Regions from separate parts of the Homo sapiens genome. Here all the other regions are linked to region 1. The links are chromatin loops, found by intact Hi-C in ENCODE. Cell type or tissue: ascending aorta. All regions are shown on one strand. Links, peaks and the distances in the headings refer to the core of each region. The heading gives the core; the rest is flanking DNA.

Region 1 (6,073 bases), core at 774-5,773:
CTGGCAACTGAACAGCCCATTGGCCATCCTGCCTGGCTGGACATGTGGGTTGTCTTTCATTTGTTATGACTAAGAATAGCACATTACCTCTTAAAAACTTTCCAGGCCTAGAAAATCTTCCCCACTCATTGGGGAGCAGGATGCTGGGCTCCTGATTAAATGCTTATCCTGGCACTTGAGCAGATTTGAATCTCTTTTTAAGGAATCTTTGGCCTTTCCCACAGGCAAGCTGCCCACAGCATGGGGAAGAGCGGCCGGTGCTCGCGTGAGGACGTCTCCAGCTCATCTGCTCCTGTATCTGAGAGCTGATGGCTGCTTTTGCATCTGCTTACTGGAACATTTTGCTTCCTTTATAATCAGCAACACAGAATATGGAATTGGCATCATTCTTGGGCTACATGGACTGATTTCTAGTTCCTGCCAAAAATATGTTTGAAACATCACTGAACAGACATTGTCTAAAAGTCTTGCTATCCATTTTTATTTTCCCAGTTTCATGTTGCTTCAAGTTAAAAATCATGAGAAAGCAGCAAACTGATTATTTTAGCTCCCCAAAATAAATTACTTTACTGAGTCATAAGTTAATGCAGTATCCTTGCATTCCATTTAGAGCCAGTATAAGAATGTTCCCCCAGTCTTCTGCCAAACCACACAGAAAGATGGAGTCTCAAATGAAAGTCTACGCAATATGCTTCTTCTGGATTGGCAACAACACAAAAGTGAGACATACACTCCCTTAGGCAGGCAGTGGGGAAACAGATACTTTCACATATTGCTGGCAGAGTACAAATTGGAGGCAAAGTGGCAATTTCCAGCAAAGCTATGAATGCATATCCACCTTTTGACCAGACGCTTATGCTTCTGGGAATCTGCCCTCCAGCTCTGTTTGCACATGTGCAAAATGATATTGTGCATGAGATGATTTCTTGTGGCATTTTAAATAATGGTGAAAGACTGGAAAGAAGCCAAATATTCCTTTTTCTTTTCTTTGAGACAGGGTCTTTCCCTGTTGCCCAGGCTGGAGCTGGAGTGCCATGGCAGGAGTCACAGCTCACTGAAGCCTCGAACTCACTGACTCAAGCAATCTTCTCACCTTAGCCTCCCAAGTAGCTGGGACTACAGGTGCGCACCAACACATTTGGCTAATTAAAAAAAATTCTTTAAAATATCTTTTAAGTACAGTGTCTTGCTATGTTGCCCAGTCTGGTCTCAAACTCCTGGCCTCAAATAATCTTCTGGCTTCAGCCTTCCAAAGTGCTGGGATTACAGATGTGAGCCCCTGGCCAGAAGCCAAATATTCTTAATAGAGGAGTAGCTAAACCTTTACAGAACTCCCCCACTATAAAATACTATTTACCTGTGAAAAATAATAAGGGGGTTCTCTATATGGATGAGCAGAATCATGGCCCCCAAAATGTGCCTGTTCTAATCTCTGGGACTTGTGAATATGTGACCTTATGTGGCAAAAGCCATTCTGTAAAGGTGATTTAGATCCAGATCTGCCTCACTCTGAAACCCCACTCCCCCACTGTGGCCCCGAGCCTGGCTAGAGATGCCGCCTGCTCCCTGTTGGACACGGTGGACCCGCCAGCATCCCCCTTGCCCACCCTGCACTGAGTGCGGGGGAGGAGGCTGCACAGACCACTCTGTGTCTTGCATTCCTGTCACTCCACCGTCACCCACACACGCAGGGCCTGAGGGCTGTTGGAATGCACCTGTTCATAGGCACATGCATTTATTTAACGGCTCTGTGCTAAAGTGTAGATGAGGAGAAGGAGTTTGTGCCAGGGTGTATCAGCTTCCTGCAAACGACCACAAACTCAGCAGCATGAACAGCATATTTAATGCATTGCTGGAGGTCGGGAGTCTGTGACGGGTCTCACTGGGCTAAGACCTAGGGCCGGCTCCTCCTGGAGGATCCAGGGCAGAATCTGTTCCTCGCCTTTCTCAGCTTCCAGGGGCTGTCCTCATTTCTAGGCCCATGGGCCCTTCCTCCCTCTTCAAAGCCAATGACGTTGGATCAGGTCCTCACTGCCACACTTCTGGCTGCTAGTTCCCTTTTAAGAACACTGTGAGGACTCTGGGCCTGCGGGATCCCCCAGGATCTCCTCCTTAGGTTAAGGGTGGTGTTCACCAATCCAGTTCCACCTGCAACCCCAACTCCCCTCTGCATGTGATATGATGCACTCACGGCGAATAGGGCTAGGGTGGAGGCATCTTGGTGGAATGGTGGGGTCTTCACTCTGCCTGCCACACAGGAAACAGGTGGCATCCAGGACATTCCAAGCCCCCACGCTTCCTAGAATAAGACCCAAACTCTACCCAGGGCCATGATGGCACTGCAAGGTTACAGGCCCGATGGCCCCTCTGCCCCAACCTGGGTCCCTGGGGGACTGGAAGGAGCCGAGCTCTTCCCCACTCAGGTCTCCTTTCCGCTGTCCTCTGTGGGGGCTCTGCTGCTCCTCCTCCGGTTTCAGGCCTCGCTCCTCCCACTGTCCCTCTCAGGTGTGCTCCCCGCTGGGGCTTCTCCCGTGGCCTCTGCTCCGTTGCAGTTCCCATCGCCTGGTTTACTGCCCCCTTTCCTGGATTATGTGCTCCCTCCCAGAGGCATCAACCACACCTGCCTGTCTCTCACCATGCTGTGCCAAGCACAGACGTCAGCCTGACCAGCACGGAACAGGCCACCAGACCGTAAAATCCATGGCAACAATCACACCACGCATTTCAATGGCCCATTCGAAATTTCCCCAGTGTAATCAGGCCATCTTGGCATGCGTCTGGCGGCAGAGACCAGGGAGGTTTGCAGCCGACACTCTCCACATATCAAGCTGAAGTGCCCGTGTCTCGGCGCAGGCTCTGTCGTCCGCCCGTCACACCGTGGCTTATCTTTTCGTGTGTCTTCTGGGTTGAGTTCATCAGTGCAGAGGCTAAGACTGGTCTGGTCTCCATGGAGTATCTAACCCTGTGCCTGGTCATAGCAGGGATTCAATAAGGCACGTGTGCGGAATGGATGAATGAGCGGATGAATGAACAGAAGGAGCGAGCTGATTTACAAAGAGTGGTAGGGAGGGGCCAGGGGAGCTTCCATTCTCTGAACTCATGGAAATGCATGAAATTGCCCGGAGCATCCACAGCCAGAAGCTGAAACTGCAACCTCTTCCCATGAGATCTGCGTTTCCTGGGGCCTGTGGCCATCCTGGCCTCCCGTTCACGCACGCTGTAGGAGAGGCAGCCAGGCAGAGCGAGTCCCAGCCCGGTTGCCTGGGCTTGTTCCCAGGCCTAAGGAGCCAGCTTCCCACACTGTGCTCCAGGATCCCATCAGCTGCCGCAGCATCAAAGCCAGGTCCAGCCCCTGCAGCTAAAGTTGCTGGAGGCAGACACACATTCCTGGGTGTTTTGGCAGTAAGACTTCCCGGCAGAGGGCAGGGAAGGAATCTGGGAGGTGCCGCCTTTCTTATGAGGACACATTCTGAACCAAACTACACAGAAGCTGTCCCCCAGGCTGAGGCCCAGCCCTGGTTGGATGGCAGGGGCTGTGGGCACTGTCGGGGTCGGTGGGGCGGGGGGGTGCCCTGTGATGGACTGTGGAGCCACACTGCCCCCTGCCGTTAGTTCTGAGTGACGCTGTTCATTCTTCCCACCCAAATATTCTCCCAAATGTCCGCAGCCCTAGAGAGCTCGACCTCCAATCCTTGCTTTGCTCACACTCAGCCCCTTCAGCACTTCAGGAAGGCAGGGATTTGAACAACTGAACTCAAGGCATTTGGCAGGGGCCAGTTTTGCTAAGAAAAGAAAAGAAAATGCCTCTTTTATTGTTGCAATGCCCCAGACAAAGGCAGAGAACAGTTCATGTCACCCTCAGGAATACCTAAGGATACTGAGCACATGTCTAAATGGGATGAGAGGTGGGCGTCGGGAGTTCTACCGCCTGCCCCCTTTATTCCCTGAGAAGGGGCGTTGCCTTGTCTTCAGGATCTGTGTTTCTGGATGTCCACAGCAGACTGCATGACCTCCTTCTTAGGCAGATGTGGCAGGTGTGGCTACACCAGTCAAGACGGGGGAGAGAGCTCCCTCCTCTGGAAGCTTCAGTTCTGAGCCCAGGTGTTTGTCCTGCACTCAGGATATGCTGGTTTCTAGCAAACAGGAATCACAGAGAGACACTTACCTTCCGGTTGATGTGAGCGGTCATGAGTGCATGTCGGTGCATCTTCACAATGCAGAGAACCAGACCAGTCCACGCATAATATGTGGTGGCAGAGCCCCCACTGCCATGCATAACATGTATGTGGTGGAGCCCCAGCTGCCATGTGTAACTGATGTGATGGAGCCCCAGCTGCTGGGCTGCACCTCACAGTCTTGAGGAACTGGCACTTGTTGCCAAAGCTGGAGAGAAGGTGCCATGCCCAGGGCCTCCATCTTGCCTGTGGCCATTGCACCTTCCGCCTTACACTGAGACTCCCAACCCCCTTTGCACAGGACGCAGAGTGCCTCCAGATGTGATTGAAAAATTAAGGTGATATAAAACACAGTGCAATAAAACACACCGTCGTATACACTTAAGGCACAAGTGGAATCCTGAGGCAGAAGGACACCCATTGAGCACCCTCGAGAGGTCGCTCCTTGGGCTTCAACACCAGCACAGGAGGCTGTTCAGAAGGGGAAGCCCAGAAGGAAAGAAAGGGATGAAGCTGCTGTATCTGAGAGAATGGCATCTAAAAGGTGAGTGAGAATTCTGAGTCTTCTCTTTTTAAACAACTCTCTGGATGTGGTGTGGGCTTCAGTGGTTGCACCTGTTTGCTCAGGAGTATGTTCTGTATGGGAGGTGGAGGCTGTCTGCAGTGGTCAGCTGAGCCTTGGCTACCCACAAACGCTGCAAGGGCGGATTCCCTGGGAGAGGAGGGAAGACATTGTCTTGTAAGTCATGCTTTTGTAATACTCACTAAACAAAGATAATTAGACAAATATAAACAAAAGTAAACAGACAGGCCTCGGAGAAGTTTCTGAGATGTCCCAGCAGACATCCATCCTGGCAAAGCTAACAGGGACTGTCCAGCTCTCACGACCTGGAATTACACTTAAGACCTTTCTTCTTGAGGTGGCTCACCTACAACAACTTACTTTTGTATAATTTATAATTTATTGCATGCACCTTAATTCCCTCCTTAACTCATGAACCCCATTCTCATTTTTTCTCTTTGCTCCTGGCTTACTGCCCCCATCCTGTTATCTCTCCTTTTTTACTTTCTTTTCTTTTTCTTTCTTTTTTTCTTTTTGAGACGGAGTTTCGCTCTTGTTGCCCAGGCTGCAGTGCAATGGCGCGATCTCGGCTCACCGCAACCTCCCCCTCCCGGGTTCAAGTGATTCTTCAGCCTCAGCCTCCCAAGTAGCTGGGATTACAGGCGCACACCAGCACACTCAGCCAATTTTTTTGTATGTTTAATAGAGACCAGGTTTACTTTGTTGGCCAGACTGGTCTCGAACTCCTGACCTCCTGATCCAGCCGCCTCGGCCTCCCAAAGTGCTGGGATTAAAGGCGTGAGCCACCGCGCCCGGCCTCCTTTTTTACTTTCTAATGACCCTTTATATTGCACAAGACTGTTAACATCCTCCCATGAGGAGTTCTCAGCGCATTCCTGTAATTTGGACCATGAAACAGGGAATCAATCCTTTTTAGAAAGCAGAGGATTTAAATCACCTGAAGTCCTTGTGTTCCTTCTACCATTGACAATCGCCTCTAAGAAAGTAACAATCAAACTCCCCAAGCACCCCCCAGACTTTCTCAATACACAACTGTGGCGGTTGGTCTGGACCTTCTATCTGCTAGGGGACCGAGGACCTAGGGGACTGGACACGTAGACGTGTACCACACTGTCCCCTGCTGGCTGAAAGTGCTATGTCTCCCCTTTCTGCTCTCACTGCCCTGCTTCCTAGCAGCCGGCGTTGGCTGGACAGGGCTGTACACCTAAATCTTTAACAGCTCAAGAAAATGTCTTACTCCATAAAAGAAGGTTAGATTGCAATCGCAAGAGGCTCTTCAACTTATTCCCAGGTCTTTAGGGCAGTAAGTGCGATT
Region 2 (6,073 bases), core at 573-5,572, 500 kb before region 1:
CCGCTATTCTCATCATTGCATAACAGCCCGGGGCGGGGACACCTGGTAACTTAGCACCTTCTTTGTTACTGGATGATTGGTGATTTCCAACTCTTTGGCTTTTAAAGTAACACTGAAGATGAACATCTTTGTATTTAAACTACGGTCCAAACAGATCAAATTCCTTAGGACAAAGTCGTAGAGCTGATATTTCAGAATCCAAGTGGATGGCCACTTTGAAAGCGTTTGATTTATGTCACCAAACTGGTTTCCAGGAAGCATGAGCAAATCCTTCTGCCACCAGCAATCTGTGCAAACACCTGCCTCACTACACTTTCACCAGTATTCATGTCAGCAGTAAAGAGACCTTTTGTTTGCAATTTGATGGGCAAACAGTGCAATGCATTCTAATGGGGATGTCTTGGGTTACCACATCTTTGTTAGTCATTCATATTTCTTCTTTTATACCTTGTCTGTGTAGAGCTTTCGTGCATTTATCCATCAGGTTCTTAATATTTATCTATTTGTATGATCTCTCTATATATTTGGGATACTAACACTTCACCAAATTATTGAAAAATTTTTTGTTTACTTTGCGTTAAAATGGTGCCTTTATTTTGATTTATCTCTGCATGCAGTCAGCATCTCATCGTTTTCCTCTAAAAATCGTATTTTCTTTAGGAAGTCCTTCTTATTCTAAAAATCAAAAAATTAATATGAATCTCCAATTTTTAAAAAGTCTTTTGTTTCTGATACATGTAACTATAAGCCATTCATCATTTATGTTCAAGTATGATAGGAGAAAAGAATCTGAATTGTCTTTTTCTCCCTGCTTTTCTCGTTAATTATCTTTACTGGGATCTCCTTGGGAACTATGCTTGGGGGAGAGTCTGGCTGCAGAGAGGGATGCATCTGCCCTCAGCCCATGGAAACAAGCAGCGAGGGGGCAGTCGACCCGGAAAGAAAGCAGCACCCCTGGGGATCTGCAGGTTCACCCAAAGATGTTTTCAACACTTCAACCTTTACACAATTATAATCACAATAAGAGGGACAGACAGGGTCCTATCTATTTCACATCTTCATCTAATTCTGGGGGAAGAAGGACCACATGGGCACAACACGACATCTTTCAAAAGCGAAGGGTGGTGGCTGCCCTCTGGCTGCCTCTGGTTCCAGAACACGGGAGAGGCTCCATCCCAGCCTCTCGTACCCTGTATGAAGGTGTCGCCTCTGATCACCTCCAGCAGAGGCACGGTCTGGAAGGCGGTGAGAAATGCAGCTGACACCTCCTGGACATCCACATCTGCGATTATCAGCAAGTGAAACTCCACCACGATGCTGCCGTTGGTGACGCTGACGACTTCCATCCTGACCCCACCAGCGTCCATGTGCTGACACATGGTGGCTGGCAGGGAGCCCCGCACCTGCGGGGAAAGAGGCCATGTGAGGAGGTCCCCACGCTGAGAGGAAACAGATGCCCGTCTCAAGGCGGTTCCTCCTGCCAGTCTGCCCAGCAGCAGGGCTGGCCCGTGGCACAAAGTAAAAGCCACAGGTTGGTTCTGGGCCCCTTTCCTGTCTGCTGTGTTTTCAAGCCCAGCACAAACGCCTGGGAGTGTCTGTGATATGAGAAGAGCCCTTGTTTCCCCCCCCAAACCAGTAAACGGCTTCAGAAAGATGCCTGTGGGGCGAGGGTGGGACTTGGGGGCACAGGCAGAGACCCTACCTCATGGGGCTTAAAATTTGCTGGGGGCTCACAAGGGCTTCTAGAACCTAATACTCCTGGTTTGCAGCCACCGAGGGCAGGGGGCTGAGTGCAGGGTCGTGGGGAGGGAGACCACTTCCCGCTGCCTTCTCTGGAACAGCTCTTTTGCTCCTGGCACTGCAGAACATGTCCCCTTTCATTCTTCCTCCCTACCTCTCCCCAGACTGCTTCCTGTGAGCATTTCCAACTTCCCCATTAGGACAGGGGGTTCCTGCCCCCGAACGCCCTGCTTTCTACTCTGTCTCTTTGGACACAGTCACACACCACACGCTATATGATTGATTCCATGCTAACCCATCATGGTCAAAGCACTCAGAAAGGCAAACAATCTTATAATGAGCTTCAATCATCCTCAGTGCAAACCTCCTATGGGTACTTCCAGGGTTTGTCCTCACAGGTGCGATGGCTCAAGGCCTGGGTCATGGACTCACTTCCCGGCTTCTGGGCCACCAAGGTGAACAGATCCATTGTCCCTCTCAGAGCCTGTGGACCCCAGGGAGACCACAGCTGCCCTTGGTTGGCTCAGTAGATGACTGTTGTCGTGACCATCTTCACAATCAGTTCTTCCCTCTCTCTTTCTCTCAGAGGAATCTGGCATAGTCTTGGATTAATGTGACTTTTAGCTGCATTTCAAACCAACCTCTAAGCAAACTTCCAGGCCCCTTGCTAGGAAGTGGTGAAGAGCCAGGGACCAAGCCATGCAGCCAACACCTCCTGACATCCACGTCTGCGGTTATCAGCAAGTGAAACCCCCGAAATTTCTCTTAACATCCTACTTCTGTGATTAAGTTGTATAATTATTTGCTGTCCTGAAATTCTAGGCAAACAGAAAAACAACACCCCAAAAATGGGCAAAGGAAGAAATGGTTCAAAGAGGAAAGATTAATCAAGAAACTCGGGAAGGAAACGGAGCTGCCTCTTTTGACCACTCGAGCCAGGTGGAAGGATTCAGTGTTTGTTGTTTAATATTCTAACTACTATTTAACCTTATCAATGAAATCACATTATTAATCAAACCGTCAACAACTGTTGAATGCACAAACCAGGAGCAGGGAATGAGCTAGGCCGTTCCCAAAGGCTGTCGAATCTTCTCATCTGTGGGGGAAGCGCTGGGGTTTGCAGCCCTGCTACGGTATTACCACGACAGGCCACTAGGTGGCAATGTCAAACCCTCTCTGTGCTGAGCTCAGACTCAGGAAATCTACAATGTGAGATTCCGTGCAAACAAAATCACTAGATTATGACAAGGGCACTCCCTATACCTCAAAAAGTCCACAAGAAGGCATGTCACTAAATGGTAACAGATAGCATCCTGGAGAATGCTGAGGGGATGGCAGGGAGGAATGCAGGAAAGAGCAGGAAAAGAACTTTCTCTGAGGCAGGGGCATTGCAGCACTATTTATAACAGACAGAAGGCGGGAGCCGCCCAGTGCGCTCGGTGAATGAATGGATGAGACTGCATGGGTTATGCCCCAGCCATAACAAGGAATCCAGTGCTGACACATGCTGCCACGTGGATGAAACCAGAAAACCTCATTTTAACTGAAAGAAGCCAGACACAAAAAGTCACATATTGTATGATTCTGTTTCTGTGAAATGTCCACAATGGGCAAATCTATAGAGACAAAAAGCAGATAAGTGATTACCAGGAGCTGGAGGAAGTGGCGAGAGGGAGTGACTTTTTTTTTTCTGTTTTTGAGATGGGGTCTTGCTCTGTCACCTAGGCTGGAGTGCAGTGGCAAGATCTCAGCTCACTGCAACCTCTGCCTCCTGGTTTCAAGCGATTCTCCTGCCTCAGCCTCCTGAGTACCTCGGATTACAGGCACCCGCCACCACATCCGGCTAATTTTTGTATTTTTAGTAGAGATGGGGTTTCGCCATGTTGGCCAGGCTAGTCTAGAACTCCTGACCTCAGGCGATCCACCCACCTCAGCCTCCCAAAGTGCTAGGATTATAGACATGAGCCACCATGCCCAGCTGCGAGTGACTTCTAATGGGTATAAGGTTTCTTTTTGGGTGATGAAAATGTTCTGGAATTAGTAGTGATGGTTGCACAATTTTGCAAAATAGTCTAAACCACTGAATTGTACAGTTTAAAAGTAGATTTTATGGTCTGTGAAATAAATCTCATTTTTTACAGGTTTAAAAAAAAAAAACCGTGGAGGGACTTTCTGCTTCATAGGTTCCACAACTGAAAAACAGGTTTCACTGGACAGAAAGTGAAGTGTGAAGTAAGGATGCAGCAGAGGAAGAGTTGTGCCTCCTGTCTGCTAACCGTGTCTTCGCCGGGGCAGATCCAGGGACACTCAGGGAGTCAGGCCAGAGCTTAACGTCCTGGCTTCCTTCAGAAATGAGGAGCTCATAGGACCTATAGGTCAAATTCCTAGTTGGATGAGACTAGAATTCTTTTTTTTTTTTTCCCACAGGGTTTCACTCTGTTGTCCAGGCTAGAGTGCAGTGGCACGATCTCGGCTTACTGCAACCTCTGCCTCCTGGGTTCAAGAGATTCTCCTGCCTTAGCCTGCTGAGTAGCTGAGGTCACAAACATGCGCCACCATGACAGGCTCATTTTTTGTATTTTTTTTTTTTTTTTTTTTTTTGGTGGAGATGGGGTTTTGCCATGTTGCCCAGGCTGGTCTTGAACTCCTGAGCTCAGGCAATCTGCCCGCCTCTGCCTCCCAAAGTGCTAGGATTACAGGGGTGAGCCACCGTGCCTAACCTAGAATTCTATCAGCCTTCCACCCTTTCCCTCCTGAAAGGAATTAAGGGCTGATATCACCAACTCACCATCCTGAAGAATAGTTCTAGGAAATCTCGATACTCCTGGCTGCTTGCGTTGCGAAAGGATTCTGAGTACCTGACATTTTTGATTCTGACCTTTCCAATGAGCTTCCGGGCTGCTGCAGGATGGAGGATAAGCACATTTGGAATTGGTGCTGTATTAGATAACAGACTAACATTTCAATATTAATAAATGTATTTTCATGTCCAGGAAGAGCATCACACCAAAGCCAACCCGTGTTCTAGAAAGAAGGAATAGTGCCAGGGCTCAGGGACACAGCCCATCAGATTCCAGAGGACACAGAACACAGCCTGAACACAGTGGGAGAACCTTCCAGAGGCCACAGAGCCAGCTCGCCCCTGCAACTGTCTCCCCACCACACATAGCCTTCCTTCCTTGCTGCCGTTCCCCCATGCTGGGGTTCAGACAATTTCCCAGCAAGCTGGCATGACTTGAAGCATGTGGAGGCACCATTAAATAACTTTGCCAGGGCTACGGGTGCAAACTGGGCTGTCCCAGGTATAACAGGACTTAGGGCCCTGGCCAGGCCTCTGCTCAGAGTCCACGTGGCCACAGGGTGCCCAGGGGTCTTGTTTGGAGCCAGTCCTTCTTCCTCCCCCAGCAGCCCCACCTCCCCTGGTCTATGGGCAGTCCCTGTTTTGGCATCATCTGTTCCATCTGAATCTTTTCCCTCCGCAGAGGGCTTCTAGGAGTATGTGGCACATAAATGTGGTCCAGGAATGTCGCCATCCCATCCTGGCCCTGGCATGGCAGCCACCCCAGTGTTCAGTCAGTCCCTCACCAGATATTTGCAAAGCGCCTGCCATGCGCCAGAGGCATTCTAGACAGTGAAGGAGAAAGACACAGCTCTCCCCTCAGGGGGCTTAGAGTCCATCTCCCCAGAGCTTCTCACTAAGTTTAAGACAAACCACAGAGCCATTCTGCTATGCATTCCTGGGCGAACCCCAAACTCTACGTCCTTGAGATCATTGTTGTTGCTGCCCCTGAGGGCTTCTGGTTCAGTCTCCATGGCTGGCATGAGCAACCCAGTCTGAAAGCCATCAGTAGCAGGACAGGTGCACAGGTGAGAGCAGGTATAAGTGCACCCACAGGTTTGGGGTCCCCCGTGCAGCCTGTCCCGTCCAGAGCAGCTGAGACCTTCAGAGGCCCAACTCTGGCTCTCAGACCCCAGAGCCACCCTGTCTGACTGTCCAGCCAGCACTGATCTCCCTCCTCTCCAGCTGCTCGTGAACGTGCACAATTCACGTCATGCACTCCATCTGTTCTCTAATTTCTCAGGCCATGGCTGATTAGTACTTTAAAGCACATACATAGTTCTCAACTTCTATTATTGCATCCCAATAGACCATCTTATGCCTCTCTCAAGGGGTGTGCGCCCCACTGTGCAGACCACTGCTATCAATGCTGCCCACAGTGTGAAACCATCCTACACCTCCCTCAAGGGGTGTGCGCCCCACCGTGCAGACCACTGCTATCAACGCTTGGGAAGCTGCCCATGGCGTGAAAACCAGCTTGCAACATCAGACACG
Region 3 (6,073 bases), core at 209-5,208, 200 kb before region 1:
GTACAGGCGCCAGGGCCACGGGCCAGGCTCAGCCAGGCCGCTCAGCTGCTGCAGGGCGCTGGGAGGGGATGTGAGCGAGAACTGGGAGTGTGGGAAAGGTGGGTGTGGGTGCTGGGGGCCACGGGCCAGGCTCAGCCAGGCCGCCCAGCTGCAGGGCTCTGGAAGGGGATGTGACCAAGGTATCTACCATAGTGCGAGAGGCATTGCCAGAGTGTGGCCCTGGAAGCCCATAGGCTTCAGTCGCTTACTTAAGGAAAGAAGGACTCGAGGCAGCATTTAAATCAGGAATCTGCAAGAAAAATCAAGTAGTCCAGAAAGCAGAAAGATGTGATAAATTTAAAGGCACAAACAAATCGTTTTAAAAGTAGGAAAATAATGCAGGATCTAATTGTTTAAAGTATAGAATGATTCCCAAAGCCACCACGGGGTCTGACAGTAGATGCAAAACCCTCAGCGTATTCACTACGCAGACTAGAATCGGCTGCGTGGTGAGAGAGAAACTCACCACGGCCGAGGAATCTTCATTGTAACGACAGAACATTCATTAATAACAAACCTAGTAATAAGATGTCTCAACTTAGTAAGCAAAATACAAAGATAATTCCAGTACACATCATAATTTTAACCCATTCCTGTTTTTATTTTTTTTTTAAAACAACTTCCTAAAAGTTTTGGAGCAGCAGGTTTGTCTTGGGCTGTTTCAAGCGACCCTGCTCATGCTGTCCCGGTGACAGTGTGTTGGAAACACAGGAGCTGCATGAACTGCACTCGCCGGGTGACCCCTATGAGCACCCGTAGAATAACGCTGCGTGTCAAAGCCTAAAAGAACTGCCTGCAGAAAAGGCCAGAAAGGGGGTCTTTCCTTTCCCCACTTCCTGGCCCTCTGTTCCTCACCTCAGAGGCCAGCACAGGCTCTTGCCCCTCCTCCAGGGTAACTTTGCGCAAGGACGGCACATGGGTGGTTATTAAAAAAGCAGCGCATGCACCTCGCCAAGACATATTTTTTAAACAATACAAACAGGTCTGGAAGGTGGCATAGTTACTCTCCCCTCAAACCCCAGCCGGTCCTCGCAGAGCCACTGCGGTGGTTTCTCTGAACGGAATGTCAGTAGCAATGTCTGCCTGCCTTAGCGGGACAGGTGGTTTCTCTGAACAGAATGTCGGTAGCAGTGTCTGCCTGCCTTAGCGGGACAGGCTGGCTTGCTCTTTATCCGCGTCTGCCTTAAGCTCCCAGCCCCTTTCACCACCTGCTCCTCCCCTTTCCTCCCCAATGCCCCCAAGAAGTAAAATGTTTAAGACAGTGTGGTGAGCCTGGCTGGAGGGGTCCTGAGTAGCGCGTAGAGACAGGAGGGGCAGGGGTGGGGGCTTATTCAGGGCCGGGCCTCTTAGGCAGGCAGAGAGGAGCCACACCTGGGTCCCCTGCAGGTCCCCAAATGCCACCAGATGCCCTGGGAGGCAAGGGGTGTGGGGTAAAGCCACATTTTATAATGTTGTAGACATTTTAGTGTTTGAAATGTATTAATTATTTAGTTGCATCGTTTTTTAAAATGAATTCTGAATAGCTGAAATAAAATGCTGGCATTAATACATCAGTTGCCAGATTTATTTTACAGAATACCAAATTCCAGTATTGTCATCGTGCTATCACGCAACAGTTGCTAGTACATACCAGCGCATGCTTGTGCTCATTTGTTTTTTTGATACTTTGCTATTTTTTTTTTACTTGAAAATACGTCTTGGAGATCTTTTTATATCGGAACATGTAAATATTGCCTGGTTTTATCTTTCAAGCCCTTCGTACGATTCATATAACCAGACCCTTTATTTTATAAAGTTTCTGGTTGTTTTGTTATAGTCATTTATTATTACAGTGTTGCAAGAAACACTGTTGCATATTATTACTTTACATTTTTTTCCAGAAATTCTAGCCCTGACCAGGGAATTAGTCAGTGTCAGGGACCAAGTGGGAGGCTGTTAGTAGTCGTGAGAGCCTGTCACCAGCAGGTGGAGGCAGGGGCCCAGCCAGTAGGTTTTCTGTGTGTGTGGAGGAAAACGTCTTGTTCAGAATCACATCATGGGCCTTGAACTACTCAGGAATGATCTACAAGAACTTACTGTGGCCAGTAAGAATATGACACCAGGTATTGAAAGCTATAAAAAAGGCATCCCCTGTTCGGGATTAGAAATTATAAGTATTTAAAAAACATCAGTTTTCCCCACGGTAATTTGTAAATGGATTGACTCACAATCCCAGTAGAGCAAGCTTTAAAATTTCCTCTGTCTGGCAGTTGTGTTTATTTTGAAACTGTTGGCAGATTTTCTTTGTTAAATGGAAGAAAAAACATTACTGTCACCAATGCTGGCTGTGGTGGGGAGGTCAGAATGTGGAGATGCCATCTCTTCTGTATTTTCTGGGTTTTCTGTGACTGTGTATTAGTTTTGAAATTTGGAATATGTTCATTTTAGAAGCAGGAAGAGGGAAGTGCTGGGGTCTGGGCGTGTCAGCAGTGACCGGCACTCTTTTTTTTTTTTTTAATCAAAAGGATTGACAGTAACTTTTTCAGGTGGAATCACTCTTCGGTCATTGGTAATAGGCCTGCAGGTGCCGTCCCCACCCGAGGCCAGGAGTTGTGCAGCTGTGTGTGCAGGCAGCGGGCTTCATCGTGGGGCCTTTGCTCCCCCTGCTGGCCCAGCCGCGCAGTTTTCTCGTAGCCAGGGAGGTCTTCTGGCCCGGCCTTTAGAATTCTGGCAGGAGCTGGTGGATGGTCACCCCTGCATCTGGTGAGGGTGGAATCACAGGGGAACCGTTGACCAGCTTACTACAGAGCTGTGTTCAGGCTCAGTAGTTCTTCCCCAAATGTGGAGGGAACACGGTGGCCTGGGAGTGCAGGCTGCCCACCGCCCTGGGCAGGCACAGTGAAGGCGCCTCTTCGGGGCTGGGGAGGCTGCCTTTGGGCTGGGTCGCCCTGTTCCCTGGTGCGTGTCAGCCTCACGGTCAGGTGTACCAAGCCGCACATGCCTGTGCCCCCTGCGGAGGGCCTTGTACAGTGCTGTCCCTGCCAGCGCACCACAACCTCTGACTCAGCCCCTATGCCAGGGCCACCCTCTCTCCACTGGCTGTGTGAGTGAGGCTTTGGAGTATTTCAGCTTCTTAAGATTGGCTTCTTAAATTACAGGTAGATTGAAACCATCTCGCGTCCGAATCCCAATCACCACTCATATTGTCAAGGTTGAAGGGAACCTTTAGTCATGCTTGTATTAATCTATCTCTCACCGAATTCTCCCGCCGGGTTGCCATGGGCACGCAGGGAAGTTTACCCACCGCCCCGGCGTTGCTCGCGTGGTCAGGGCTCGGCCAGGCCCTGGCAGGAGTGAGTGAACCTGATGTTGCAGTCAGTCCCTCCCGGCCTCTGGGCACAGTCACTTCCCAGGTCTCACCGCTGGTGGACTGACCGGGATCCTCGGGGGCCGGCCCACACCCTCACCAGTACCGCACGGGCCGCTGCCTGTGCCTGCCCCAGGGTCTCGGGCATGGGCCCCCAGGTGGGCTGCGTGGGGGTGTGGCCGCCTCTGACTCGCTGTGTCCTTGAAGGCATGAAGACCAAGCACGCGCTGCGCCACCACATGAAGCTGCACAAGGGCATCAAGGAGTACGAGTGCAAGGAGTGCCACCGCAGGTTCGCGCAGAAGGTCAACATGCTCAAGCACTGCAAGCGGCACACGGGTGAGTCCGAGGCCCGGGCCGCGCCAGCCACGGCGCTCACTGTGTAGGGAAGCCAGGTGGGCCGTGGGAGAAGAGAGAGCCGCCTTGAGACGATTCCTCTTTGTGATTCCCACTGAGTGCCGGGTTCCCCAAGAGAGCTTCCTGGGGCCGGGGTGAGCAGCTGCATATCTCAAAAGGTCCCCCTCCCACAGGGGCCTCGTCACCGGAGAGCATGCTGCACAGCTCACTTCCGGCATTGGGAGACTGGTCAGTCTTTAAATGTTCCTCCCGTTCAGCTGTTTCCCCCTCAGGAATGTGCACAAGAAATAGCGACCAGACAAGGGCCAGGGATGTGCATGCAAGGTTGCTTGTCATCTTTTGAGTTAGGGAAGGCGCTGGAAGGTCAGACGTGGCCTCGGTAGGGCACTGGCTAAGCCATGGTGAATCCAGAAAAGAGCAAGGTGTCCGCTCGGGTGATGTGTGTACTACGCTGATGTGCATAGAAAGGAGTCGGTGACGCGACAGGTCAAAGAGCAGCCTGTGCCATCTCTAACACAAGGCCAAGATCTTAGAAAACACTAGAGCAGCCTGCGCCATCTCTAACACAAGACATTCTTATAAAACACTACAGCAGCCTGCGCCATCTCTAACACAAGGCCAAGATCTTAGAAAACACTAGAGCACCCTGCGCAATCACTAACACGAGGCATTCTCATAAAACACTAGAGCACCCTGCGCAATCACTAACACAAGTCGTTCTCATAAAACACTAGAGCACCCTGCGCAATCACTAACACAAGGCCAAGATCTTATAAAACACTAGAGCACCCTGCGCAATCACTAACACAAGGCATTCTCATAAAACACTAGAGCACCGTGCGCAATCACTAACACACAGCCATTCTCATAAAACACTAGAGCACGCTGCGCAATCACTAACATGAGGCATTCTCATAAAACACTAGAGCACCCTGCGCAATCACTAACACAAGTCGTTCTCATAAAACACTAGAGCACCCTGCGCAATCACTAACACAAGGCATTCTCATAAAACACTAGAGCACCCTGCGCAATCACTAACACAAGGCATTCTCATAAAACACTAGAGCACCCTGCGCAATCAGTAACACGAGGCATTCTCATAAAACACTAGAGCACGCTGCGCAATCACTAACACAAGTCGTTCTCATAAAACACTAGAGCACCCTGCGCAATCACTAACACGAGGCATTCTCATAACACACTAGAGCACCCTGCGCAATCACTAACACAAGTCGTTCTCATAAAACACTAGAGCACCCTGTGCAATCACTAACACAAGGCATTCTCAAAACACTAGAGCACCCTGCGCAATCACTAACACGAGGCATTCTCATAACACACTAGAGCACCCTGCGCAATCACTAACACGAGGCATTCTCATAAAACACTAGAGCACCCTGCGCAATCAGTAACACGAGGCATTCTCATAAAACACTAGGGCACCCTGCGCAATCACTAACACGAGGCATTCTCATAAAACACTAGAGCACCCTGCGCAATCACTAACACGAGGCATTCTCATAAAACACTAGAGCACCCTGCGCAATCACTAACACGAGGCATTCTCATAACACACTAGAGCACCCTGCGCAATCACTAACACGAGGCATTCTCATAACACACTAGAGCACCCTGCGCAATCACTAACACGAGGCATTCTCATAAAACACTAGAGCACCCTGCGCAATCACTAACACAAGTCGTTCTCATAAAACACTAGAGCACCCTGCGCAATCACTAACACGAGGCCAAGATCTTATAAAACACTAGAGCACCCTGCACAATCACTAACACAAGGCATTCTCATAAAACACTAGAGCACCCTGCACAATCACTAACACAAGGCGTTCTCATAAAACTCTAGAGCAGCCTGCGCAATCACTAACACAAGGCCAAGATCTTAGAAAACACTAGAGCACCCTGCGCAATCACTAACACAAAGCATTGTTATAAAACACTAAAGCACCCTGCGCAATGCCAATACAAGGCCATTCTCATAAAACCCTTCTGTATGGGCGAGTGTTTTTGTGCTTGTGGAGAGAAAATTGAGACATCAGAATTGAGAGGTTGTCCCTGAGTGGTGGAGTTGTGTCTCAGCGTGAAGTTCCCTGGCGTGAGCCTGTTCAGTGCCCCCTGGGGGCCCCTCAACTGCACGTTGGGTCCTGCCTTTATCCAGCCCACGTCACCTGCCTACCTTCCTCCCCTGCTCCCCAGAGTGGCGCGGGTTGCCACACGGGTCTGCTTTGGGTTGGCCGGGCGTGCCAGCCTCCTCTGCCCCTGGACTGCAGAAGTGTACTGTCCATCTCTTTCCTGGGGAATCTCTGTCCA

What was found. Hi-C counts contacts between places; a loop is a spot of excess contacts. Peaks named below come from ENCODE experiments on the same cell type or tissue, not always from the same donor. Only the 100,000 strongest peaks of a DNase experiment are listed, where the experiment ranks them.
Region 2: a loop joins it to region 1, with 4 times the contacts of the local background. A loop is called at or near these places in 64 of 110 quality-filtered maps.
Region 3: a loop joins it to region 1, with 11 times the contacts of the local background. A loop is called at or near these places in 38 of 110 quality-filtered maps.

Annotation. Positions count from the first base shown.
Region 1 is chr21:41,610,361-41,616,433 of GRCh38, reverse strand. No RefSeq gene overlaps it. Among named protein-coding and RNA genes, the nearest start is that of PCSEAT, 33 kb to the right of the region's middle. RefSeq lists enhancers at 3,166-3,829, 5,671-5,965. In ascending aorta, for the core only: a CTCF peak has its summit at 3,609 (motif pointing left); DNase peaks (open chromatin) are centred at 2,173, 3,303 and 3,963; H3K27ac peaks cover 4,467 bases.
Region 2 is chr21:42,114,441-42,120,513 of GRCh38, reverse strand. It overlaps UMODL1 (uromodulin like 1), which reads right to left. Exons shown (of 23, transcript NM_001004416.3): 14 at 4,529-4,641; 15 at 1,190-1,403. Among named protein-coding and RNA genes, the nearest start is that of UMODL1-AS1, 8.9 kb to the right of the region's middle. RefSeq lists an enhancer at 1-505. In ascending aorta, for the core only: a CTCF peak has its summit at 2,891 (motif pointing right); a DNase peak (open chromatin) is centred at 2,893; H3K4me3 peaks cover 323 bases.
Region 3 is chr21:41,813,356-41,819,428 of GRCh38, reverse strand. PRDM15 (PR/SET domain 15) reads left to right here. Exons shown (of 24, transcript NM_001040424.3): 19 at 3,593-3,724. Among named protein-coding and RNA genes, the nearest start is that of RIPK4, 49 kb to the right of the region's middle. RefSeq lists an enhancer at 2,524-2,573. In ascending aorta, for the core only: CTCF peaks have their summits at 2,001 (motif pointing right) and 2,691 (motif pointing left); DNase peaks (open chromatin) are centred at 2,008 and 2,678; H3K27ac peaks cover 943 bases.